2 separate regions of the Homo sapiens genome follow, and region 1 is linked to region 2. Evidence: chromatin loops called from intact Hi-C (ENCODE). Cell type or tissue: endothelial cell of umbilical vein. All regions are shown on one strand. Links, peaks and the distances in the headings refer to the core of each region. The heading gives the core; the rest is flanking DNA. Region 1 has its middle 7.7 kb from the start of LINC02425. Region 2 holds the start of HMGA2 (high mobility group AT-hook 2).

The links. Hi-C counts contacts between places; a loop is a spot of excess contacts. Peaks named below come from ENCODE experiments on the same cell type or tissue, not always from the same donor. Only the 100,000 strongest peaks of a DNase experiment are listed, where the experiment ranks them.
Region 1: a loop joins it to region 2, with 5 times the contacts of the local background. A loop is called at or near these places in 5 of 110 quality-filtered maps.

The regions. Positions count from the first base shown.
Region 1 is chr12:66,032,758-66,044,861 of GRCh38, forward strand. It overlaps the pseudogene RPL21P18. Among named protein-coding and RNA genes, the nearest start is that of LINC02425, 7.7 kb to the left of the region's middle. In endothelial cell of umbilical vein, for the core only: a CTCF peak has its summit at 2,750; DNase peaks (open chromatin) are centred at 2,744 and 3,724.
Region 2 is chr12:65,817,367-65,833,412 of GRCh38, forward strand. It overlaps HMGA2 (high mobility group AT-hook 2), which reads left to right and starts at 7,117. Exons shown (of 5, transcript NM_003483.6): 1 at 7,117-8,015; 2 at 10,635-10,721. The coding sequence starts at 7,905. It also overlaps the pseudogene RPSAP52. RefSeq lists a silencer at 463-757 and an enhancer at 8,237-8,844. In endothelial cell of umbilical vein, for the core only: no CTCF peak of the experiment used is centred there; DNase peaks (open chromatin) are centred at 9,005, 9,675 and 10,555; H3K4me3 peaks cover 1,808 bases; H3K27ac peaks cover 2,500 bases.

The sequences.
Region 1 (12,104 bases), core at 1,768-4,267, 210 kb after region 2:
AATAAATATTCATTTTTGAATGGGAAATAAAAGTCAATGGCAAGTTTCTCAGGTAGGAAACTACTATAATCTCCCAGTTTTCACACATAAAAAGCCTCAAGAAAATAGCAGTTAATGTACGTTGAGTCATATGTGAAAACTGATAGACATATCAAAAAAGTTTTAAATGAGTCAAAAGAAGAAAAGGCTTACAGATGGCCAGATGGCTTTGACATTGATGGAGTAGTATAAGAAGAGTGATGATCAGATGTTTTACCGTTTCTATGAGAATCATTCAAAATAAATGTGATTAAACTGTAGAAAAATCAATTTTGGCAATGTATAAGAAGTTGCAGACTCTAGCTGGAACCCATTCATCACCAGATGAGTTTATTAAAGGATACTGTGGAAGAATCCTTTTCTGGGTTTTCTTTTTTTTTTTTAGACACAAAGTCTTGCTCTGTCACCTATGCTAGAGTACAATGGTGCAATCTTAGCTCACGGCAGCTTTGAACTCCAGGGCTCAAGTGATCCTCCTGCCTCAGCCTCCCAAAGCTCTGGGATTACAAGCATAAGCCACCATGCCCAGCCAAGAATCTAGTTTTTTTAAAAAAAGCTCAGGGAACAGCATGTTAATACTAACTCTGTGCTAGGCATTTTCACATAAATATCTTACTGACTCTTTGCAGCAACTCAGCAATAGGCATTAACTCTGTGCAACAAGACGTACAGATAATCTCCAATTGTCATGCATTCAACTTCCATATATCATGTGTGGACAGCTATACACTGCTTACTACATACTAAAACCACGCTTTTATACATCAGTTTTGATGAATAAACTTTTTGAGGGCCCTGGTGGCTGCTGGCTGGCTAATAATTCAGTTTGACAGCCTTGCTTCTAGACAGACAATGCTGTGGATTCACCAAACCATTTAGTTTCTCCCCTGGGCACATGGAAAAACTACATCTCCCAGTCATTTTGCATCTAGATGGCATATTGTGACAATTGATGGCCAATGAAGTGTAAGAAAGTGTCAAGTGTGTACTTCTAGCCCTGGCCCTTAAAAAGACCCATGAGAGGCCGGCATGGTGGCTCACACCTGTAATCCCAGCACTTTGGGAGGCTGAGGTGAGCGGATCCTTTGAGCCCAGGAGTTCAAGACCAGCCTGGGCAATGTGACAAAACCCCATCTTTACAAAAAATACAAAAATTAGCCAGGCATGGTGGCATGCACTTGCAGTCCCAGCTACTGGGGAGGCTGAGGTGGGAGGATTTCTTGAGTACAGGAGATGGAGGCTGCAGTGAGCCCTGATTGTGCCATTGCACTCTAGCTTGGGTGACAGAGTCAGACCCTGTCTCAAAAGGAAGAAGAAGAAGAAGAAGGAGGAGGAGGAGGAGGATACGGGGAGGGGGAGGGAGAGGGAAGAGGAGGAAGGGGATGGGGAGGGGATGTGAGAATCCCTCTCTTTGCTCATTGGCTGCTGAATAAAGCAGACCCAGCACAGGCCTCCCAGGGAGGCTCTGATGGATAACAGAGTCTCTGAGGGAAGATGCCAGGACACCTGAGTCTGGCAACTTAAAGAAGAGCTGCCCAAGCAAGATCAGCCCCAGTGGACTCTCTCTCTCTCATTATCTATCTCTCTCTCTCTCTATCTCTCTATCTATCTATCTATCTATCTATCTATCTATCTATCTATCTATCATCTCTCTATCTCTCTATCTATCTATCTAATCTATAGATTAGAGACAGGGTCTTCCTCTGCTGCCCAGGCTGGAGTACAGTGGCATGGTCATGGTTCACTGCAGCCTCTACCTCCTGGCCTCAAGTGATCCTCCCACCTCAGCCTCAAGTAGCAGGGACTACAGGTGTGTGCCACCATGGCTGGGAAATGTTTTAATTTTTTGTAGAGACAGGGTCTTGCTATGTTGTCCAGGCTGGCCTTGAACTCCTGGACTCAAGTGATCCTCCTGCCTCAGCCTCCCAAAGTCCACTGGACTGGACTTTTTATGAGAAAAAAAATTAAACTAAATCAGTGAAATTTGGAATTTGTTTGTAACAACAGTAATTAACAATAACTACCCTTATGAAATAACTTCTATGAATTCAGTGATCCAAACAAAGATTAATATTGGTGCAATTATTTGAATATTTTACTGTAATTTGTCATAATTTTTCTATTAAAAATTATGAAAATAGAATAATAAAGGTTTAAATACTAGTAACAGGAGTATCATGAACTTAATATAATACAGAAAAGAATAATAATTATTAGACATATTAAAAGTGATGTCTCTAACCTCAGCCAGGCGCTCACTTAAGCATGTTGACTACACATTCGGTTACAAAGAAAAATAAAATTAGAGAATGTGTGGGAGATGCTAGAATTCTAATCATTCAACTATTGTGTCTAAAAAGCAAGACTTATATCAAAACAGGATCCCTTGCCCCTTTTATATTAAATCCATTGTTTCACTATCTTACAATCAACTTGCAGGCATGTTTTCAGGATCAAAAGACAAAAGTGTCCTTTTTCTTATTTTTAAATATAAGAATATTAAAAATCAGAAAAGTTGAACAATTCCCCCAAAGTCTTGTTAATAAATAATAGAATTAAGATGCATTTCAAGATTGGCATCAGCCTAAAGCCTTATTCTTTTCATTATACCTCACTGCCTCTCATCTCTGTAAAAAATTAGGATGTCTGCCTGTCTTTGAAGAACAAAATATGTAAAATGAATGATCTTACAGCGCCCCCTTTGAGCACTTTGATTCTATGATAAAGACATTTCCATCATTTCCTGATGTTGTGAATGCAGGAGGCTCATGAAAAATGTCCCTTTACTACAAAGGTTGGCAAGTGCTCAAAGATATGGCTTTAGTCAGCTATGCCATGCTGTCTTTACTAAACAGCATTATTTCTAGGAAGAATTTCTATTACTTTAAAGTGGAAAATAAAGTTACAACAACATTAAAGAGTATGTTACAGTTCCACGCTCTATTCTGTTGGCAGAAAGCTTGGTCTCTGCACCAGCATTCTGCCCCAACTGGCCATGTCTCAGGAGAAAAGAATTCCTCTCATCTCTCTACAGCAGCCTTTTCTGCTTAACTTAGACCCCCACCAAAGCCGGGTGATGAATACAAAAGGTTTCTAAAGAGAGAAATGGCAAGGAGAGAGCTTGGAGACACCGTACCTCTTGAAAAGAAGAAAAAATAAGTAAATAGTTTATTATCATCATGGGCCTTGGAATGACATCATAAGACCATCCTTTGTCACCTCTGCCATTTCAAAGCCAATGCGTATGAGCTATTTTAACTGAAAAAATTATTTTTCATTGACTATCCAACAACTTTGACTTTATACAGTATTTTGAGAACCCATTTTTATAATAACTCAGTTCCACAGACTTTTGGACTCATTCGAAAGTGCATGTAGTGGTCAGACTTTTGCTTGTGAGTGATATCAGTGTGAAAATAAGCTTTAATAAAGTTGCCAGCATCCATGGACCTCTGTACCCATAACAACTTCCATGGCTTCAGTTCTGCCAAAGGTTTTGCTTGACGGGTATTTCCTATGAAGCTTCTCCTGCTTTCCCACCCATAGCACTGTTCTATGGCCCACACGGGGCCAGAAGCAGCCACTAGGAGAAATTATTGGTCAGGCAACCCTCCAGTGCCGCAAGCCCGGCCCTCCCTCTTCATGTCCCTGAGCTGTGTCCAAAAATAGAAAATGAGACATGATGATGGATTGAGAGTAGGAAGAAGGGAGGGATCTCGGGGTGAGTGTTTAAGTCAACACAATGGAATTCCACCAGCAAAGGCTTGCTGCATAAATCACTCTTGAGAGAAAGTTGGGCACACTGGGAAGTGTGTTGGGGCTTCCAGGCAAGTGGTGGATGGGCACTATCAGGAGGCACACCCAGAAAGAGGTGGTGCAGTGTGGAACAGGACTTCTCAAACTTGAATGTGCCCATGAATAACCTGGAGATCTTGCTGAAATGCAGGTTCTGACTCAGTTGTCTGGGGTGAGGCCTGAGATACTACCTTTCTAGTAAACTTTCAGTTGACAATACTTTGAGGAGCAAGGATGTAGAAAGTAAGAACACAAAGTCCGATTTCAGAACCTATGAGCTGTGAAACCTTGAGCTTCAGTGTTTTTATCTGTGAAATGGAGATTGTTTTAAGTACTCTTGTATCAGATTATTGTGAGCATTAAGTGACATGATGTCATTTACCTGGGACATAATAAAGAATTCAATATGTTGATCGCCATCAATATTTTATTTTTACTCATTTGAGCATTGGGGCAGCTTCCAAAACATTGATCTGTCGATTTGATTTTTTAATGGTGAGACGAGGTGCGCAGAATGAAGTGAAGTCCAGGGTGGAGGGATAGGAGTAGGTGGAGGAAGTGGGAAGAAAAGTAAGCCTGGGAAGGAATAAAAAGAAAGATCCCCCTTTCGGCCGGAACCACCATCTTCCAGTAATTCACCAAAATGACGAATACAAAGGGAAAGAAGACAGGCACCCAATATATGTTCTCTAGGCCTTTTAGAAAACATGGAGTTGTTCCTTTGGCCACATATATGCGAATCTATAAGAAAGGTGATATTGTAGATGTAAGAGAATGGGTACTTTTCAAAAAGGAATGCCCCACAAGTGTCACCATGGCAAAACTGGAAGAGTCTACAGTTACCCAGCATGCTGTTGGCATTGTTGTAAACAAACAAGTTAAGGGCAAGATTCTTGTCAAGAGAATTAACGTGCATATTGAGCACATTAAGCACTCTAAAAGCCGAGATGGCTTCCTGAAACGCGAGAAGGAAAATGATCAGAAAAAGAAAGAAGACAAAGAGAAAGGTACCTGGGTTCGACTGAAGCCCCAGTCTGCTCCACCCAGAGAAGCACACTTTGTGAGAACCAATGGGAAGGAGCCTGAGCTGCTGGAAACTATTCCCTATGAATTCATGGCATAATAGGTGTTTAAAAAAAAAAAAAAAAGACCTGTAAGGACTGTAAGAAAAAAAAAAGAAAGATCCCTACCTATACCTTCATCATTCATGTTCAGACAGAAAATTTCCCAGTGACAGATGCATCGCTGTGAAATTACATTAAGAGAGGTATTCCTAGGGAAGCTGCGGGACATGCTTTGTGGTTTCTTCATCTATTACGAAAATAAAGGCACTGAAGTAAGGCTGTAGCTACCAAAGTACCACATTGCTTTAACACACATGTGACTCTTACAGAACTTTTTTACATTAGGGATAATAGCATAAACTTATCAACTGAATTAAACAAAGTAAACCAAATTATTTTTGATGCAAATACAGAGTACTCCACCAAAATTTTGGTCAAAGTGCTTAACTCTTAAACCTTTCTCCAGTGCTCTGAGATTACGAGGGGCACAAGTGAAGAATACCTAAAATTGTAATTGCACCCTAGTGGCCCAACAGCTGACTATAGTCCATGGAGTTTTGGGTTTTGGTTGATTTAAATTAATTGCTACATTTAAATAAAGGAAGAGTTTGGCTCAATTCCCTCCCAGCAACTAGAAGCTGAAGTTGAGTAATGGATACTCCTTTTAAATGAGACATGCACTCTACAGTTTGCGACTGTTTCCACTATTCCTTATAAGCATACACAGACTTTACTCATTTACCTTATCAATCTAAGCCTGTGTAGAGAGTTGAGTTTGTCACTCCTGACCTAAGAAGAGGTGGTAAAGAAGCATGGGATTTCTTCCTAGAAGGATGAATAAATGCAAAAGAGATGAAAAATGAGGGGAAACCCCATTTTTAAAATATTTACTCACATATTTACCATTTAAGTGCTCTTCATCTCTTTCTGTAGGTCCAAATTCCCATCTAGTATCATTTTCTTTCTGCTAAAAGAACATTTAACATTTCTTAACGATCACACGCCTTTTATTGACCTGAAAAAAATTTTATTTTGCCTTTATCTTTTAAAAAAATCTTCAGTAGGTATAGAATTCCAGGCTGGCAGATTTTTGTTTTTCTCCAGCACTTAAAAGATGACCTTCCATTGTCTTTAGGCCTGCATGGTTTATGACGAGAAGCCTGCTATAATTCTCAAGTTTATATCTCTGTACATAACGTATCTTTTTCTCCCTGGCTGTGATTTAGATTTTCTTTTTGGCATTAATTTCAGAAATTTAACTATGATGTGCCTTAGTGTGATTTTTTTATATTACTGCTGTTCGGAGTTTGTTGAGCCTTTTGAATCTATGAGTTTACATTTTTAATAAAATTTGTATAATTTTCAGCCACTTCTTCAAATAGTGTTTCTGTTTCACCCACATCACATTTGTAAGACTCCAGTTACACATATGTTGCATGGCTTTATAAGATCCCAGAGTTCACTGGGGCTCTCTGTATGTGTGAGTTTGCTTTTAGTCTTTTTTGTTCTTTTTTTTTTTTTTTTTTTTTGAGATGGAGTCTCACTTGGTCACCCAGGCTGGAGTGCAGTGGCACAATCTCGGCTCACTGCAAACTCCACCTCCCATATTTAAACAATTCTCCTCCTCAGTTTCCCAAATAGCTGAAATTACAGGCACCAACCACCATGCCTGGCTAATTTTTGTATTTTTAGTAGAGATGGGGTTTCTCTATGTTGGCCAGGCTAGTCTCAAACTCCTGACCTCAAGTGATCCACCCTCCTCAGCTCCCAAAGTGCTGGGATTACAGGCATGAGCCACCGTGCCTGGCCTTTTTTTTTTTTTCCAACCTGTGATTCATTTTGGATAGTTACTATTGCTATGTCTTCAGGTACAGTGACTTTTTCTTCTGCATCATATAAGATGCTGGTAATCCTATCCAGCTTATTTTTTATTTCATATTTCCATCTCTATAAGTTTCATTTGGGTCTTTTTAATATGTTTTACTCCCTATTCATAGTGTTTATGTTCTCTTTTACATCCTTAAACATAGGATAAACTTTGTTAAGGTCCTTGCCTACTAATTCCATTATCTCTGTCATTTCTTGATCTATTTCTACTGATTAATTTCTCTCTTGTTATAAATCACATTTTTACACTTTCTGGTATATCTACAAATTACTATTTGAATTACAGATATCGTTAATTTTATTTTATTGGGTGCTGGATTGTGTTCTCTTCTTTAAAGAACATTGGATTTCGTGGCAGATCAGTTTGATTCATGAAAGGCTCATTTTTACATTTTGTATGGTGGTTCCAGAGCAGCTTTTATTATAGGACTAATTTACTCCACTACTAAGGCATGGCACATCTGAGGACTTCACCCAATGCACTATGTATTTTGAGGTTTCTCCACTCAGGCTGGTAGAAACACGAAGTATTCCCGGTCCTCTGTAAGCTCTAGGTATTGTTCAGCCTGTGCTTTCAGGGAGTTCTTCACCGCAGTCTTCATAGTGTCTTCACGAGCACATGCAGATCAATAAAACTCATCCAAAGACATGGGGTAAGTGCTCTGCAGATCTCCAGAGCTTCCTTTCTATCTAGTTTCCTCTTTCTGGTAAACTCCCCTGCAAATTCTAGCCTCCTCAGTCTCCCCAGACTTTAAACTCTGTCTCTTCAACTTAGCAAGACCACTAGGCTGTTTTGGTTATTCCACCATGGGTAGTATCCTGGAAACTGCCTCCAGGTATAAGGTGTGGCAATCACAGGGCTCATCCCATTTATTTTCCTACTCACAGGGATTAAAATCTTGTTGTCCGATGTCTGACGTTTTGTCTCATTTCTAACTGTTTAAAATGGGAAGACAATTGCTGTAGCAGTTAATCATTGATGGTCAGCAGCAGAAGTTAGTGTAGTTGCTAGAAAACCAAGGCAAGGAGAGCATTTCAGGCAGGGCAGGGATGATCACATAAGCCAAGGCAAATAGGTGAGAAACAGTAATTATGAGTATCAGAAAACAGCAATTTGGTGTTGCTGCACCACAAAGCTAAGGCTGGAAGGGACTGGAAAAATATGAGGCTGATGCCGGCATCCAGGGCCAGAATTTGAGGCTTCTGGGGTTATGTGATTAAGAACTATGGAATAGGAAGAAAAACAATAGTCAAAGAATTAGGAGACCTGGGTTCAGATTCTAGTTTATTATTAGCCATGTAACTTTGAACAACTCTTTTGTGCTTTAGTTTTCTCATTCGTAAAATAAGAAACCTTCCTTAGTTTTTGCCCAAGACTATATTTCAAGGTAAAATTTTCATAACTGAGTTCAGTGGAGGTGGGGGGACCCTTTGGGCTGGGGTCTTCAGAGAAAATAGGTTTCTAATACCAAGTATTTACTGGATACCTGCTACATGCCAAGATGTGTGCCCAGAGCTTTAAATACATGGTTTAGTCCCTACAATGACGCCCCCCGCCCGCCACTCATCCCACAGATCAGCCAACAGAGAGGTTAATAGTTTGTCAAAGGTCACATGACTAAAAAGTGATGGTAACAAGATCTGAACTCAAGTCTGAGTAATTATATTTTGCTGCTCCTATCTTGGGCCAGATATCACTATGTCTTTAAAGCTCCTTGGGTAATTCTAATGTGCATCCAGGGTTAACAGTCACTGACTAGAAAGGTTAAAAGCAGGTTTGAGACAACAACCTTAATAATTGAACAAGTAACACCTTGAATAATGCCTCCCCTCCCTAATTAAGTCAATTTGCACACACAGTGATTGTACCTATACTCCAGCCCAACCCCTATAAAGAGCTGGAGAATGGGTGGGTGACTCTTTGATTTTCTGGAACAGGATGTCTTCAAGAGGTGACCTCCTCATAGAGCGAGTGGTCAGTTGTACTATCTAATCTTCTTTGTGCTTTTTGCAACAGTACAGATTGACTAAGAATATATTAATATTTATTAATTTGGGGGCAAATTGATGCCACATTTTATGCAATTTAATTTTCGGAGCATAATGATGTTATTATAATAACATTTTACTGTAACAATAGCAATTGAAACCCTACTAGGGTCCATGTACTGTGCTGAGCACCTGTATTATTTCAGTTAATTCTCACAACAACCTCATGAAGTAGTTGCAGCTATTGTTCCTGTTTTACAGAAAACTGAGACTCTAAGTTACACAGTGAGGAGTGCAGAAGTGAGCCCAGCCAGTATGGCCCCCCAGCCAAAGTTCCTAGCCCTTCACTGTGTCGCTGCACTTCTTATAGTGGCTACCGGAGGGAGGAAGAAGGCATTTTGTTTTTCTTTTTCAGTTACAAATAGTGAAACAAGAACAATCAAAGGGGCTAAATAATGTCCTATCATCCTTTTAAAACATAGACTAGAACAAAAAATGAAACTCTTGATTCCCTGAGACTAAAACCTTTACATTCTTCTGGTCTCTTGTATGTGAAACCTCATTTTTGGCACACGGGTCATTGCTCAAAAGCAATGCGTGCCTTTATCTTTTTGATCTGTGTGTGGTCTCACTAATGTACGTGTGTTAGGGCCGTGCCACAAATCTGGCACCCCCTTCACTAGTAACGATTTTACTACGCAGACCACGTTAACGTGAAAAACCTGGAACAAAGAGAAACTCTGACTAGCAGCATTGTTTTCATGGGGAAATGGGCTACATGATATTTCACCCATTGATAGGAAAAACAGTTTTAAAACATTTTCTTTTTAGGGTGAGAATTGCCAATGTCTAAATCAAAGATGAATACTTAAAAGATCTAGGGACATGAGAAGCCAATAATAGCTTGGATGATAATACAGAAGCCTCCATTCAAATATCCTGGAAACTTGCACCCAGTTTTAAGCAAATGAGCACAAGTGTGTCTCTGATTGAGACCAAATGTTTTGGAACGCAATTTTACCTTAGACAAGTCTTGGTTATTCAACAGATAATAGGTTTTGGCGAACTTCTCTACGGGACAAATAGACATTTTTCCAACAGCATGTAAAGTGACTTTTTCACACTTCTAGGAGAAAAAGGTACGGGAAGAAGTGCCTTGCTGATTAGGAAACCTTAGTAGCCTCCGATCATAAATTTTGCCCACCAGCAACATTGGCAGTGACAACAGCGTGCATAAGAAAAATGCGTAGATGACTCCATTGTTTCATTTAGATTGTTAGTTTTAACTTCTCTCAAGCAAAAAACAACTCTTTGATTGAGCTTACTATGAAGTATGAAAATTAACATAAATATAATTCCACACACACTCCCAGCTCTAAAGAGGCGTTTATAAAGACAGCAGAAAAGCAAGCCAGATCAAACATAATAGCAAATTGGATAGTAGCCTGGAATTAACAGTGGATTGATGAATCAACCTCACATTTTTATCATTTTTCACTTAAGAAGCTTTGATCCAGTGTAAAGATTATTTATTCTCTCAAACCCTGTGCATAGTGAGTGCTGCCCTGGGGTATATTCAGTATCAGAATTATTGTGGAAGAGATTTCCCCACTGGGCAGGAGTTTGGACTAAATGATTCTAGATGTTGGGTAGAACATGCTGAATTTGTAGATAACAGGTCTGTTCAAGGCCTGAGGAAATCGTGCAGCCAACCTCGAGCCATTGAAACACTTCCAACAAAGCTTCTGAAGTAAAAACATTGAGTAGCTCCCAGGTTTGTTCCAGTAAACATTGGCCATGTTGGGGACAGGTGGGTAATGGAGTCTAAACATCCCTGGACACTGTGCCGCAGATTCTTTCAGTGTTCTCTGTGGTCTGCCAGTGAAGGCTAAGTTCTTGGACTCCATGCATAAAATGTGGGGTCACTTTGCTCCAACATTAATGAAGCGGTGTCATTTGTCTGGGGTAAATACCCAAGATTCATTGTCTGATGGCCACGGAAAACTAGGACGGATACGTACACACACAGAGTGAGGTTCAGAGTGGAAGTTTAATATGCAAAAGAAAGAGAAGAGCTCTCTCTGCTGCAGAAAGAGAGGTCCTGGAAAAACAGGTTGCCCCTTCCGTAGTGAAATGCAGAAGGTTTTATTGATGAGCTTGAGGAGGCCGTGTCTGACTTACATAGGGCACAAAAGATTGGTCGGACCAGGTGTGCCATTTACATAGTGCACAAAGAAGTGGACCGCCGCACCCTAATCTTTTATTATGCAGATGGGTTATCTACCTGGCCGGTGCCATGTTGCCTGGTTCTTTACTGCACAGGTGGTGACAAAGAAAAGGGAAGATGAAGACTCCATGCTGAACATACCTGGCTTCCAGGTAGCCCTACTTTGTTGGCACAGATGCTGGCATTTACCTGTGCAAGCTTCCAGCTTGCTTATCTATGTCCGCAGCTCAATTTTTCAGGCTGCTCTTTGTTAGAAAAGAAATGATTTGGGGGTTGCTTTGTGTTAAAAGGGAAGCCTTGCCAAGGACTCTCTTACCCTCACTATCTGCCTAAATAATTTATTTCTATTTCCTGTATCATTAACACATATTAATTTATATCCAGTCAATATATACTTTTGCAAAAAACACAAAGACTAGATAGTACAACTGACCACTGGCTGAACTAAGAAGGTCCTTGAGGAGGTCACTTTTTGAATGTATCCTCTTCCAGAAAATTGAAGCATTACCCACCCGTTCTGGAGGCTTGGCTGTAATATAGAAATAATCACAGTGTGTCCAAATTGGTGTCCCTTTGGCAACTCAAATCTGTAAGTCCAGGTTTCCTACCCAACAGGTAGGAGGTCTTTGCTGGGTCTTTAACCTGTGGGGGCTGAGGCAAAGTGGTAACCATCTGCAGCAGAACAACAAGATGCTTCTGGCCCCAGGAAAGACATTCCAACAACTGCTGGGCAGGCCCTTGCCTGTATCATTTTAACAGCCATACTCCCATAAGGGTGTTTCTCAGCCCATACTGGAGAATCAAAGAGGATGTGATCTCAGCTGAAGCCTGACAGCAGGACTGAATCCATTGAATTTCTTGCATTAAAACTTGAAAACCTTCTAAATACATTCATGTGAACATTTTCTTATGGTCCTGAGTTTTAAAAAATTAAATCATTATTAAAATAAAAATCTTAATAGCTGCCTTAGTCCTCTAAACTGGTAGCATGAGTTTTACAACTCCCTCTGTAACAGATGTGGGACCTCCAACTTACTTGGAGTCTTACAGAGAGCCTTGGACTTTGCTGCCACCAGAGTACCGCTGGTAGCTGCAAGCATAAG
Region 2 (16,046 bases), core at 8,369-10,868:
CTTAAAGTCCGGAAGGATTAAAATAGTTTTAGAGTTTTCTCTCAGTGGTGTGATAATTGGGGAATTTTTGTCTTTACTTTTCTGTCGCATGCATTTTCAACAATGCATTTTCTATTACAGTTGTGATAAGAGAAAAAGAACAATAACAATAACTGATCAGAAAAAGAAAGAAATCCTTCTAAAAGCAGTGAAGAATGGATTTTTACAGTGTAAGACTGAAAGCTAGGAGACCATGGAGAAAGATAGTGAAGTAATCCAAAAGAGAAGGGGAGGGAGCCCTAACTAAGGCAGTGACAGTGGGGTGGGAAGTAGAGTCAAGAAATATTTAGAAGGCAGAATTAGAGGGACTTGGTGATCATTTGATGTGGAAAGAGAAGGATCTAGATTGATTCCTAGCTAAGTGCGATTCCTGGATAAGAATGATTGGTAAGAAAAGAAAATCGTTTTGGGGAAAAAATTATGGGCCAGTTTCTATGGCTATGTAACAATTCACCCAAAAACCTAGTGAATGAAGAACTAACACAACATGTGTTTTACTCCTAAATCTGCACTTGGGTCAGAGCTCAGCAGGGGTCTCTCCTCTTTGTTCTGCTTCACATCTGCTTGGGGTGGCTTAAAGGCAGTTGGGGGTGGGGGCCTGGAATTATCTGAATGTTCATGCACTCACTTATCAGGCAGCTGATGGGAAGATAAATGTTTGAGACCTGTCACAGCAAGGGCTCCTTGGCATTTCTATCTCTGTGTGGCCTCTGCCCAAGGTCTCTCCAGCATGGTGGCTTCAAGGCAGCTAAGCTTCTCACATTCAGGAATTCCAAGGTGGCAGGAGGAGGCACGGGGAGAGATTGAGATCAAGGCAGCAATTGTATTATCTGTGTTTGTAGCCTTGTGGTATCTAGTCTCCAAAATGATGCAGCATGATTTCTACTGCCTTTTATTTATTACAAGCATGTTAGTAAAATTGACCCACGTTTAAGAAGAGTGGAAATTAGATTTCACCCTTTGTGGGAAGAATGTTGAAGAATTTACAAACATGTTCTTAAACCACCACAGATGATCAATTCAGTTTCACAGACACTGAGTTTGAATTTCTGGGTGCCTTAGTCTGGTTCCTGAGCAAACAAGAGTCTTGGGTAAGGATTAATCCTTATGCTTTATTTGAGAAGTACACACTCAAGGCAGTGAAAGTAAGGAAAAACGAAAAAAAAGGCAGGGAAGGATGGAAAGCAATTCAAGATGATGCTGGTCACTACTACCCAATTACCGCAAAGAGACAGGGCAGGTGGCTTGGTAGGAGTGATGCGACCACGTGGGGCATTTCCAGATAAATTCTAGATAAAGTCATTGTGCTTTGGAGCTTGGTGACATTTCACGGATGGTGAAAGGAGAGGAAGTTTATTTAACTAGATTCCCTCCTGTATTAGTTTTCAATGGCTGCATAACAAATTACCACAAACTTAATGACTTAAAATATGGTTAAAATACCCATTTAATAGCTCACAGTTTTGTGAGTCAGAAGCCAGGTATGGGGTAGCTGGGGTTCCTACTCAGGGATCATAAGGCTGAAATCAAGGTGTCGGCCTGCCTGTGCTATTGTCTGAAGGCTCTGGGGAAGACTCCACTTTCAAGCTTGTTCTTGTTGTTGGTAGAATTCAGTTCCTTGTGATTGGAGAACAGAGGTCCTTATTTCTTTGTTAGATGTTGGTCTGGGCTGCCATCAGCTCCTAGAAACCACTCACATTCCTTGCCACCCATGTCCTCCATCTTCAAAAAGCTATGGTATGAGTCAAATCCTTCTTGAGCCAGAGGAAACTCTCTGCTTTAAACACACATTTGGTATGACTCCTCTGGATAATTTCCCTGTTTTAAGGCCAGTATGTCAGGTAATACAACCTAGTCACAGGAGTGAAGCCCAGCCAGTGATTATGTACTCATGTACACCTCGAGGCAGAAGATCTTGGATGCCATTCTGCCTACTACACCTCCTGTCCCTAAATCTGATTTCAAAGCCCATGTTCTTCCTGCTACCCAAAGCTGCTTGATAATATATGGAGACCGAGATTGCTTGGGGCTGATAATACAATGTCAATAGATGAAAGGCAGACATGAAACTCCTCCACTTCTGTTCTGGTTCCATGACTTTTGTTGAAAGGAATGTTCTGTGAATCCCAGCATGTATTAAGTGCTCAATAAATAGGGCTGAATGAATGATGGATTGGACAGAGGAGAGTACTGGAAGACTTAATGTGATAAGTAAATAGATTTTAAATGAAGACCTAATTGTGTTAATAGAGATTCTCTCTAGTTTTAGATGAATTACATTTCTGAGTCCTGAGAGAATAACAGGTGAGATTTCTGCAAAATCAACTCAACTCAACATATGTTTCTTGAATGAATGAGTGGACAAATTTATTTTGTTTGGTGATCCTCTGACTACAGGACTAGGAAGCCTATCTGAAAGAATTTAAAACCCCAAAACTAATTTAGCAGCATATATTTGTTCTTGATGATACTGTAGGGAAACTCTTAGAGATAATCTCTCCTACATTTCATTAACTATTAAGCATTAAAGACACAATTATTATTATTATTATTATTATTTTCTTTTTGAGATGGAGTCTTGCTCTGTCACCCAGGCTAGAGTGCAGTGGCGCGATCTCGGCTTACTGCAAACTCCACCTCCCGGGTTCACACCGTTCTCCTGCCTCAGCCTCCGAACTAGCTGGGACTACAGGTGCCCACCACGTTTTTGTATTTTTAGTAGAGACAGGGTTTCACCGTGTTAGACAGGATGGTCTCGATCTCCTGACCTCGGGATCCACCCGCCTCGGCCTCCCAAAGTGCTGGGATTACAGGCGTGAGCCACTGCGCCCGGCCCACAATTATGATTAAATAATAAATTATTAAAGACATAATTTCTAAATTGTGGGTTTGAGCAGTGCGAATGACCTTATATTAAAACACATGAAATGTTTTTCAGCCAAAGTAGAATGCAAAGCTCTGAAGGCCAGATTATGTGTTTATTTTGCTTTGTTTTGTTGTGTGTGTGTGTGTGTGTGTGTGTGTTTTGAGACAGGGTCTCACTCTGTCACCCAGGCTGAAGTACAGTGGTACCATCATTGCTCACTGTAGTTGCGACCTCTTGGGCTCAAGTGATCCTCTCACCTTAGCCTCTCGAGTAGCTGAGACTATAGGTGCACATCACCATGCCTGGCTAATTTTTTTATTTTTTGAAGAAACAGGGTCCCACTATGTTGCCCAGGCTGGTCTCGAACTCCTGGCTTCAAGTGATCCTCCCACCTCGGCCTCCCAGAGTGCTAGGATTACAGGCATGAGCCACTTCACCTAGCCTATGTGTTTACATTGTACTTTACTAAACTTCTATTTACATACACACACACGAGTGCTATGCATTCTGTTCGATCAATATTAGTTATAATTTTTTTCTGTGACCTTATATAGATTCAATTCCAAAATACCTGATTATAATAAATCTGCATTTAATTACACATGAAATATATTCATGATTAATCAGTTATAATCTGAGTAAATCCTTAAATAATTCTTTTTAATTTGTGAATGTATTAAGGTGTCAATATGTCATTGATAAAGTGCAATATGAGAACTTAAATCTCCTTGTCACAGATGCATCTTTCTTTCGTTAAAAGAATGCCAAAGGTATTTTAGTATATCTAACGCTTTTCTCATCCTGTATGGCATGTTCTTTAAAATAGTAAATTTATTATAGATACCTTCGTTGTTGTAATAAATTAATAACTACCAGAAGTCTATCATGAACAGAACACTACCTAGACAAGACTAGTGCAAAAAAAAAAAAAAAAAAAAAGAGGTGCTTGAAATGCTACCTGTCTTCTGGGAATATACATAAAATTTACATATAAGCATGTGTATTAATCTATTCTCACACTGCTATGAAGAAATACCCGAGATTGGGTAATTTAGAAAGGAAAGAGGTTTAATTGATTCACTGTTCTGCATGGCTGGGGAGGCCTCAGGAAACTTACAATCATGGCAGTAGGCAAAAAGGAAGCAAGACACCTTCTTCACAATGCAGTAGGAAGGAGAAGTATGAGAGCTGAGTAAAGAGGGGAGCCCATTATAAAACCATCAGATCTTGTGAACACTTACTCACTATCATGAGAATAGCATGGGAGAACCACCCCCATGACTCAATGACCTCCCACCGTGTCCCTCCCACCATACGTAGGGATTATGGGAACTACAATTCAAGATGAGTTTTGGGTGGAGACAGAGCCAAACCATAGCAGCATGTATACCACCAAAATAGAAAAGACACTACCTAGTATGTGATAACATAGTGCTAAGACACCTTGAATTCTAAGATACATCCCAAATTCCAAGATGTTAAAGATGAAAATACAATATATCTTAATAGTTTTCATACATATGTACTATATATCTAAGACAGAAATTTTACATGTGATATTCTCAATCCTAGTCTACTTATTTTTTAAATGATGTTATGGGTTTGCTAAATTAATTTTACCACCCACTAATGGGCTGACCTGATCTAAACACTAATCTACATCATGTGTCACAGATAATTAAAAACCTTGTTAACATATACAACCAAGGTGCTAATTGCTTAATTCTATGGTGGGTGCAGAAGAAGAAAAGACACAATTGAATATGGACAGAAACTACCTGGAAAGTTTTCAAATTGGAAAGAAGAATTGAGCCTTGAATACATGGGTAAAATATGGTGTGATAAAGAAGAGGCAGTGAATGGTTGAGAAACATAAACTGGGGGAAAAACCCTCAGATGTAAATGTAAAAAAAAAATTCCTTTCCTTAAAAATAAAATCTAACCATTTAACATTATTTTAAAAATATATGAGAATCCTTTTTGAATAGTAAAAGTCTCAATAATTTCAAAGATTACAACAAATTTTAATGTTTCACCTACAGAAAGTATACAGAATTCTGAAAAATTAAATACAGCTTCCAAAGAATGAAAATATATAAAATTGATTTAAGTAGAACTTGATACAATATTTGTTTTATACCCTTGTTATAAATTCAAAAGGGGTCAAATAGTCTAATAGCAAAATGATAGCAGCCTGAAAACAAGTGGCTGTATATTCCCCCACCCCCAATTTTTCTGTGCTTCTCTTATATTCAAAGATTAACGCAAAAACAAAATTTTGGAATCTGCTCTTTGCTGACCTCTGTACACGTTACCAAAAAAAAAAAAATCCTAGGATATAATGAGGTATACAGCACAAAACTGGCTGGCTGAACTCCTCAGTGACTCCCCTGCATTCACCTTCAGAATTTCTCTCTACTCCTGGCAAAAAGTGAGCAAACAACACAAACCCAAAAACCTATTTTGTACGTGTATGTGAAATGTGCACACCACAGTGCAAATATGTGATAGTTTTTAAATGTGCACGATTGGCAGTTAGGAAATGTCACTGTAATCGTTAGGTGAAACTTCAATCCCTTTGATGAAGATACCATCTTTGAGCCAAGCCCTGACAGAAAACCTTTGGTTCCTGTTAGACCCCTCCCTCCCCAGTCAGCTGCTGGGCTCCATCCGGAGGGATGGAGGCTCTCTCTCTCCATTACAGCTAAGCGTTCCCAGACCCAGCAGAAACCCTGGGTTCCTGCAGAGCACTCAACGTGCAGCAAAGTGTCCCAGCTCTGCAAAGGGCAGCTGGAAATGGATTTAAAATGGCAACGCGGACCAATCAGCGCTGCCGCGCCAAAGCAGACATTTACACGCGCCTCCTCCACATGCACAGCGGAACCTGGCGGTGCCTAACTCCTGCTTAGGGCTGCAAAGTAGGCGTTTTTATTCCACGGTGGTCTGTATCTTTGAAAAAAATAAATTCTTCCCCAGGTGAAAGTTTTTATTTTGGAATTAGTCCAAAATAATTTTGGGTGTGATGTGTGAAAATCTGAACCTAATTTTTTCAGAGTTTTGTGTTATTCAAGGATGAAAAGAGGTACATTTAAAAATGTACTCCACCTTTTAAAAACGGACTGTGGCCATTATGGTGTTCACATAACTCAGAACAGCCCAGGCCATAAAATTAGGACTTGGCAGAAAGAGAGTTCTCAGGCAGAAGGTTAAATCGAGGTAAACTGAAGGGAGAGTTGGGCAGTGAGTGCAATTGTGGTGTTAGGAATCTACAAGGTGCCCTTTACCCTGGGAACATCGGATTCCCGGGGAGGGGGATGGGGAGGGAACTTCGGTTGCCTCTAGTCTTTCCTGGAGAAAAAAGTTCAATGAAGAAGCTGGGGCGCTCTGTGTGTGCACATTGTTTGCATGTGTCTGCGAATGTGCATGTCTATCTGCGTGCCTGTGTGTATGTGTGTGTGTGTAAATGCGGGTGTTTACCAGCGCATGAATGCCCCCGTGTCCACGTGTATCTGCGTGCATGTGCTTACACGCGTGTTCGTGTGTATCTGCATGCATGTCTCCGTGTATGTGCGCGCTCGCCCGCCCGCAGGCTCTGTGGTGAGGGCATTCCGAGGCGGAGTACGGCTGTCAGGGGACCTCTCCCACTCCACTGCAGTCCCTTCCCACTCACAGTGAACCGGTGCGCTGCCTGAGGTGCAGCCTAGACGCTTCCTGCAAAGTGTTGGCTCGGCACGGTAGAGGCGCAGGTAAAGGCCAAGCCCCGAAACGTGGCTCCGGGACAGTCACGTTCCCGCGCCTTCCCAGGACAACTGCCCAGGGGTGACCTCGAGAGGCGGGTGGAGCTAGGCCCACGGCGAGCCAGCCCGGGATCCCCGGCCTGTCCCTTTAACCCCGCCGCCGGGCGGGAGCACGTGAGCGGGGCTCCGGGTGGCACCCGGGCGCCGCCGCCGCCGAGGCAGTTGTATTTCGAACGCTGCCTCTGGCTAGCAGCCAGGCGCCTTGGCTCGGCGGTCCGCCTGGCCTCCCTCCTCCTCATACTTTTCTTCCTGCGCAACCCCCTCCCCTTTATCCGCCCACGATTAGAGGTGGGCACTCCCCCCACCACCACCCCCTCCCCAAGCGCAAGCGCGTGCACGCACACACACCACACACACTCACACTCACACACACTCACACACACTCATCCCACTTGAATCTTGGGGCAGGAACTCAGAAAACTTCCAGCCCGGGCAGCGCGCGCTTGGTGCAAGACTCAGGAGCTAGCAGCCCGTCCCCCTCCGACTCTCCGGTGCCGCCGCTGCCTGCTCCCGCCACCCTAGGAGGCGCGGTGCCACCCACTACTCTGTCCTCTGCCTGTGCTCCGTGCCCGACCCTATCCCGGCGGAGTCTCCCCATCCTCCTTTGCTTTCCGACTGCCCAAGGCACTTTCAATCTCAATCTCTTCTCTCTCTCTCTCTCTCTCTCTCTCTCTCTCTCTCTCTCTCTCTCTCTCTCTCTCGCAGGGTGGGGGGAAGAGGAGGAGGAATTCTTTCCCCGCCTAACATTTCAAGGGACACAATTCACTCCAAGTCTCTTCCCTTTCCAAGCCGCTTCCGAAGTGCTCCCGGTGCCCGCAACTCCTGATCCCAACCCGCGAGAGGAGCCTCTGCGACCTCAAAGCCTCTCTTCCTTCTCCCTCGCTTCCCTCCTCCTCTTGCTACCTCCACCTCCACCGCCACCTCCACCTCCGGCACCCACCCACCGCCGCCGCCGCCACCGGCAGCGCCTCCTCCTCTCCTCCTCCTCCTCCCCTCTTCTCTTTTTGGCAGCCGCTGGACGTCCGGTGTTGATGGTGGCAGCGGCGGCAGCCTAAGCAACAGCAGCCCTCGCAGCCCGCCAGCTCGCGCTCGCCCCGCCGGCGTCCCCAGCCCTATCACCTCATCTCCCGAAAGGTGCTGGGCAGCTCCGGGGCGGTCGAGGCGAAGCGGCTGCAGCGGCGGTAGCGGCGGCGGGAGGCAGGATGAGCGCACGCGGTGAGGGCGCGGGGCAGCCGTCCACTTCAGCCCAGGGACAACCTGCCGCCCCAGCGCCTCAGAAGAGAGGACGCGGCCGCCCCAGGAAGCAGCAGCAAGTCAGTACGAGGGCGCGGTGGGGGCACCAGCCCACCCCGTCCCCACTGCCGGGGCCCAGACACGCGCGGGGCGGCCGGAGTGCGGGAGCCCAGTCGCCGCGGCCGTCGCACACTGCCCGCCGGCCGGCCGGGGGGAGCGGCGCAGACCCCACGAGTGCGCCGCGCGGCCCCGGGGCGCCAGCAACCCTCCGGGCGGGGAGGTGGGGAGCCGCGGCGGGCGGCCCGGGGAAGGCGGGAGGTGGGGTCGGGCGAAGCGCGTCCTCGGACTTTCGCTATTGTGCACGGCCCCGAGTGGCGCGGTGTCGCCCAGTGACTGGAAGCGACCGGGATCCGACAAACCCGGGCTCGCAGGCGCTTTCCGAGTTGCTTTTGCAACTGCCCGGGAGGAAGGAGGTGCCGGGGACCCGGGCGCTTCGGCCGATCTGGGCTGAAGGGGCTAGAGTCTTGGGGGCCGGAGGCTCTTTCTCCCGCCTCCCGGGGCTGCTCGCGGGTCGGGGGCTGGCGCGCCGCAGCCGCCCCCTTGGCGCCCTCCTCCAAGCTCTCGGTGGCCCAAGACTCGCGCCCTCCCGACAAAGAACGCATGGAGACCCGGCTGCCTGGTCCTTTTTGGGCTCTTTAAATATGCGGCGGCCGCCGGAGGGAGCCCGGGGCAGGGGCTACGGGGAGCCTGGTTCCCCGCAGGACGGGGTTAACTCGCCCAGCTAAGGGCGCGTTGAAAGGAGTGTCCAAGAGAGTGCAGGGTAGCCAGGGTCGCTTCCTTGTCAGGGGCCCGGTCCCCCTTTTGCCCCTGGATCTCGCGCCTCAGAGCTGCAGCCATTAAATGCTCTTCTCCAAGGCCAGTGGCCGGGGGTTGAGTAGGGGACGATCGAGGGGCGCCCGGGACCCTGCGGAGTGGAGGGTTTTGTCTGCGGATGCAACCAATTAAGCGTGCAGCCGGCGCTTGCAGAGCTGCGCTCAGCGCGCAGGGCTGGGGGTTTTGTTCGCTGTAATTTCCAAGCCGCGGCGGGCAGAGTTGGAGCGGGATATGTCTATTGAGAACATTTAAACTCCACTTTCTCGGGCTTTAAAACTTGCTCTCTGCTTAGTCTTAAATCGCTTCCTTCATGGCAAACACGCCGATTAGAAAATAATCCTAGAGTCCCAAAGTTGTCCGAGAGCAAGGTGGGGAAACTGAACAATGTTTGCTTGCCAGTGCATTTTAGAAAAATTGAGAGTTGTACCTTTTTGAAATCATCAAAGGAAACAAGCCGATCTAGAGGCCCCTGAGTTTTCCCGCTCTGCCCAAGCGACACTTTACACCGCATTTGAATCCTGTTTTACACCTCCCAGGAAGTCTCTGCCCTCCCCCACTTGTTTCCCACCCGCCACCCAGTTCTAACTCACTAATTGCCCCCCCTCCAAAAAAAAAAAAAAAATCCAAAAGAAATTACAATGGGGTCTGGAGGTGATTGGATACTTTACCTTTGAGTTAAGGCAGAGTTCACAAAGAAAGAAAAATTTGTCTCCGATGTGTTTGCTCTCGATGTGCCCACTGGTGCTAGTGGTCCCACAGAAGCTTGCAGGGAACCTTCCCGAATTCTCTAAATGGGATGCGAATTTTCATTGAGGACGTTCATGGGTTTTAAGTTAATTAGTCTCACTTAATCACCGAATCTGAATGAAATGTGAATAGATGATTCACTGGATAAATATTTGGGATCTGGAATATTAATCATCGCATTCTCTTAACCACTTGAGTATTTACTACTTGGCATAGGAGCCATTTAAAGTTTTGCTAAACCAAGTGATTGCTTCCATTTCTCATTCCCAGACACTCCATTCCTCCTCGCTTTTACCTCCTTTTAGTTTTCTCCACTCCACCCCCATAAGAGTTTTCTCAAAAGAAAGTTTTGAAGAAAATATGTTTATTTTTATCAAAAGATATTTAAATTTAGACTGGAGGCCATGCCTGCATCTCCAAAAGGAAGTGGAGAATTGAAGCAATTAACTAGATGATTCAAGCAAAACCTCCCACCATAGATTTACTATAATTATTTGGAAATTTTAGGGGGAATGGAGTTATTTTGAACTGAAGAACTTGAATAATTGCTCCAGTATTTCACTCAAAATGTGTCAGTTGAATCATAATCCACCTAGAAGGCAGGTATACAAAGATGATTAAAGGCCACCTTTTCAATATGGAAGATTGTTGAAATATCTGTGATGGTAGCTTCGTATTTCTGTTGTTTGAAATGCTAGTATAATGCAGAGTGGTGTTCGTTTAAAATGCCTATTATTCCTATGAGTTGCCAAATGCATAGCCCTGTAAACTTTACACCTTAAAAGTATATGACTTTCTTTCTAGAACATGCCTCTTCAGTCTTTGTTACCATTTTAGGTTTGAAGTAGAATCTAGTTTTCATATACAAAATAGAGTTTCCTCTTTGAACCCTTGCATTAAAAGTATAGTTATTTCCCCTTTCTGTAAACTCTGTACCATCATCATCCATTTATGCTTGAACTGAACGTGTTCCAACAGCTCTTTTGAGCAGCACATGCAGAAAATATAGCTAAAGAGTCAGGGTCAATTTCTTTCAGACATTCTTGCCACAACAGCATTTTTTTTTCCCTCACAATTAGGAACCAACCGGTGAGCCCTCTCCTAAGAGACCCAGGGGAAGACCCAAAGGCAGCAAAAACAAGAGTCCCTCTAAAGCAGCTCAAAAGGTGAGATTTCTCAAGTCAAGCTCTCCTAACTTCATCAATGACTGACTACAGGAGCCTGCCTGTAACTTTCCCATTCTAACTCCGCAGCCAGGAATTTGTCCCAACTGGGTAACACAAGACTCATTTCTTACATTTAACATTAGTTAGATGCGAGTTAACCTTTTTTGTAAGCAGATGCTCAGCATAAAAAGTTTATGAAGATACTTAACAGTGTTGTTTTTAAACAAACAGCCACCAAATAATTTGAACCTTAAAACGGGTAGAAGTGAGGAAGGAAGGGGTTGCGGGGGGGGCGGGATGAAAATGACACAATTAATATTTGCACCAGTTGTAAATAGTTAAAAACAAATCAAAACTATAGATTTTGCCTGGTGGTAAAGTTTTTGCAATTTCCTCTGAAAAATGATAAAGATTGATTTACTTTGTGCTTATTACATGGCTACTGCAAACCAAATCCCCCTATTAAAGTACTTTGCCAAATAGACGATAATTAGAAGTAAATCTAGTTGTGGGATAGTGGAAAAATTCCATGAATTTTGCAGCTTTAATTGTGATAATAAAGTATACTGTTTGTTTTACAATAAACCTGCAGTATAGTATATCATAATCTCAAAATGCCTTTTCATCAAGTGACATAGAAATGTCTGAATTGGACAATGAGACTTTTTAAAACAAGTATTTGGCTCATTTAATATCTCTTTTTGGGCAGAATGGAACCCAGTTAAGTGTAATATTCAGTGTTTATCTTAATAAGTTTAAACTTGCAGTTTAAGATAACTTCAGGTTGGCTGTGTTTAAGCTAGCAAAGAGGAACTATGTCAGGGTTAATGCATGTATAGAGAAGTACCAGTCACTTTTTTGACTTTATAAATAAATTGGAAAAAAAAGTTTCTGCGTTGTATTTGTAGGTTTGTGTAGTAATTGAGAACAAAGTTTCAAAAATCAGAACTAAATTTGGATATACCTTTTCACCGGTTTTGGGTACTCCATGTACAGTATTTGTTAGAAAGGACTATATGCTCATCGTTTGGGGATTAATGTTTTGTGTGATTTTCTTTGTGACTGTGGGTACTAACTGTAATGTATGTAAACTGCCATAGCAACTAATGGTACATATAAAGTTATTTAGGAAGTTACTCTGAGTTCTTGTCTGTTTTAACAGTTTTGAACAGAGTTGAGGAGCATATTTTTAATATATTTAAATTTAATTGCTTCTTAGAGTTTAGATTTAATTGTTTCTTATTTAATCAATAAACTTTAAAATAGCTCTAAGTAACCTTGTTATTTAAAAATGGCAATATATAATCTGGTATTTTTAATATGAATACTTTACATTTGTTTCATTTTATCTCATTTATAAATTAACTAAAATGGACTGATTTTACCAAGGAGTTTTTCTATGTTGTGTAAGTGTGGAGTTTACCTAATTTACTTTTATTCTAAGGAGATGCACAAATGAATATCTTGTTAGATAGCTGACACGCATTTAAGCTGTGGTATAATTCCTCTGAAAAACACATCATGATAATATCTCCTAGGAAGAAATCTTTAAATTTCACCATAAATAAGTAATTTGAAATTTAATACTAAAAAGGAAAATGAATTGTCTCCCATATTTTACTATATTTCATGTTTTTTGGATGAATAGATAGAAACGCTCCCATCGCCTCCGCTTCATTTTAAAAAGCTTACCACTGACTAACAAAATTTGTATTGAGAAAAGGGAAGCTGAAGCTAGTGCCTAGTTTACCACCTAAAGCAAAATTTTTAAAGTTGATCTATTCCTAAGTAAGGGTTGATTTATTTTTAGTGACTCTAGTGACAGGCATTTGTAAATGACCCCCCTACGCCGCTCATCTTTCTGAAAATTCTTCATGTGTATGCATACATTATTCCAATTTCCAAAACAGAAGTAGGCTTTCTTTTTTCTAAAGATTCCTTCTCCAGAATCTTTCATTCTTTCAGACACAATTATTTCCTACAATGGTGTTATAAAAATCCCTCTTGTAATAAAAATGAATAAATACATTTGCCCATAACATGACTTATTTTTCTTCAGTTTTATAAATTACGCTTCATCTGGAGAAGAGAATACCTTGCAAAATAATGAATGACATTGATGAATCGTTCATGGCATGTGTAAACTTAAGGTATTTTCACTTTCAAATCAGAATTTGTTGAGTATGTTACTATTCTATATAAATATGATTTTCAAACATTTGTTTATTAAGCATATATTGTGTTCTAACAAAACATATATGTTCGTCAGGATTTTGCAATGCAAATCTTTTTAGAAAAAGTTATATTGTTCATAACATGTAAGATAAACATACCCTGTGAGACTGACCAGAATAGATATGAGAAGTCTTCTATGAGTAACAAAGTGAGTGTTTTCCTGTAAACTGAGACCCATCACAATGCAAAATACATTGCAAAGACTGGTAAGTATATGAGAAGAAAGAAGCCTAAAATTAGAGGAGCTGCAATGCACACTGAAATCCTGATGGTTATATACTTAAAATTTCTTGCTGCTTGGAGTTTCTTGACTTACAAAGTTTATATTTGGATTCAGTAATTGGCCTTGGGACATTTGAAAACAAAGCTGTTGATTTGAAAATTAACAGTGTGAAACTGGACAATGCATGCAGAATGTTGCAAGACCAAGTGAATGACTACTAAATTAGCCATCACTTCAATTTCAAACCATATTCAGTAGAAAATTGATTTATATAATATGTAAAACAAAGACATTTATAAGAACACAATTTCCTATGCTTGGAACTTTTGGAAGAGAAGATAATTATTCTTCAATCTACTTAATATTCCATTAAAACTAATTACTATGCATGACCATTGTGTAATGATTCTAGTCATTCCTCAGAACTCCAATCTGAGTGCTCAAAATTTGTCCCTGAATCAGTTTCATATAGTTACCTGAATAAAAGAAATCAGAAGTTAAAGTTTTCCTGAATAATTCATTTGTCCATGTGTGTATACGTCTGTGTGAGCATATCTTTACCCTTTTATTTATTTTTTAGTCTGAGGTACACCTATGACCAGTTATGTCTTAACTTCCTTTTTTGTTTTGTTTTGCTTTGCTTTGCTTTCCTGGTTGTGGTGGATGGAAATCTTTGCATTTTTACAGTTCCCAGATGGTTAGAGAGAAAGAAGTTATAATCTCCTTTAGTTTAGGGTTTTGTTGTACTTTTTTAATCATGACAGAATACTGGAGGGGTTGTCACTAATTCTTCAGTGTTGAAGGTCTCAGGTCAAATTCACCTTTAAGTTTTAAGCCAATTCTCATTCACATATTTTAGGAAGTTTTTTTCTGAGGTTGAATTAAATTTTATTGGAAGGAAAATGAAAATAAAAAAAAAAGATCTCAGGTGTGAGATAACCCTACTTCATCATGTCATATATTTGTTCACCACCCTTTTGACTTTAGGTGTAATGGACAGATCTAGGAAGCAAAGTGCAGAATGAAAATATCTAGATAAAGTAGTTATAGTTAAAATAATGTGTTCAGAGTAAATGTTTAATCTCTATGTTTGATTTGCTATAAAAAGAAGGCCTGAATTAATTAGATACTGTAAAGACTACTTCATGCTCCTTCTAATCATTTGCATTTCTCGAAATGTGGTTTGCTTTTCATAATCATTACCCACACCAATCACAGATATTTTAAAAAGAGAGAAGATAGTTTTAGTCACCATTTCAGAAAAATCATTCAGCATAAATGCTGAGTGAGGACAGAATTTTCTTCAGAATATAGTAGGCCTAATTAAAAGGAGAAACCAAAGACATTATTATTGGTGAGTTAAGGAAAGGTAACTTTGGAAGTTATCATATAATTCTGGCCTATGGTTTCTAAATTAAACTACTATGATTTAGTTTAATTCCTCTGTGTTTCAATGGGCAGGTAAGTTTTATTGTGGGATTCAGGGCCCTATCTGAGGATACAAATGAATTCAGGCGGATTCAGGGCCCTATCTGAGGATACAAATGAATTCAGCAGGTGAAATTAAGTAAAGTCCAACTGTTGTTCCATTATCTTGATATTTAGGCTGACTTACCTAAACAATTGACTAATTTTTTTCTTTCACTTTGCCAGGGAAGACAAAGCCTTACTTAATGCACCAGCACATTCTATCTGGTAATGCTTTTAATCATCACAGATTATGATCCAAATATGGGAGATTGAAATACATTTGAATTATCTTATGAAGTAATTTTATTTCAAGGGACCTATAGTTCTACTTCTCTGGAAGCTCTCATCCTTCTGAACTCTTCTGAACTTGAAGTCTCCTCATTTCTCTGGCTGACCTACATTCCTGGCTCATTTTTATCTCAAGTTCTCAACAGATCATTTTGCTAAGGAGATAGAATATACCAGATTGGTATTCTATTGCATTTCAGTTCTTTCTTGAGAATAGATGGGTGCTGAAGAGGATTTTATGTCAGTTAAATCATTCAAACATGTCTTGTCTTGTTAGTTGACTTTCTGCAGTTTACAGAGCAGAAGGCACAAAGTGGAAACTGAATTAATTTCACTGATTCTGAAGGTTTTAGTTATGAATCTTTGTTCTGCCAACCAAGAGAAAAGGGGAAATAGAGAACTGTTATTTGTTAGGGCATTGCATTATTTCATATTGTTTTAATACACTGAGCAATTTTGAATGGCATATTCTATTTAAATTAGGGAAGAGTAGTGCAGGCATTCTCTTTTGTCTAGGATCATGTTTGCTCAGAAGGTAACTCCTGTGATCAATAGCAATGATCTCTTGTATCATTGCTATTGATTTTTATGATTACAAAGAAGTAGAGAGAAGATTTGGAGGAGAAGAATCTTAAACTTTGAAAATGATAACTTTGCCTGTCATTTGGCTTTGGTTTTAATTTAGTGTTTGTATACATGAAGATAAGCATGTGCAAAATAAGGACACCAGAGTTGACAGTAAAGGCTAACTTGGGTAATAGGCAGGAACTACAATGGGTGATGGAAATTACTTATATTTTCTATTGGAAAATATATTGTGATAGCAAATTGTAATGTCTCTTCAAGGCTAAAAGTGTTGCATGTAAAATTAGGAAACTTACAGAACTGGATTATCAAAAAGGTAAAATGAGAATTTCCTCAGTACTTAGTGGGATTGATTCGTAGAGTTGATTTTGATATCAGTGTACATTGATTTATACTGTTTATATTTTTAAAAATAGCAACTGAAGGAAATAAAATGTGCTTTCTAGGCTTTGGATAGTGGGCTTCATGCAAATCAAGATACATGCAAACAAGACAGGGCACCATCACACCCAAATATTTTTCTA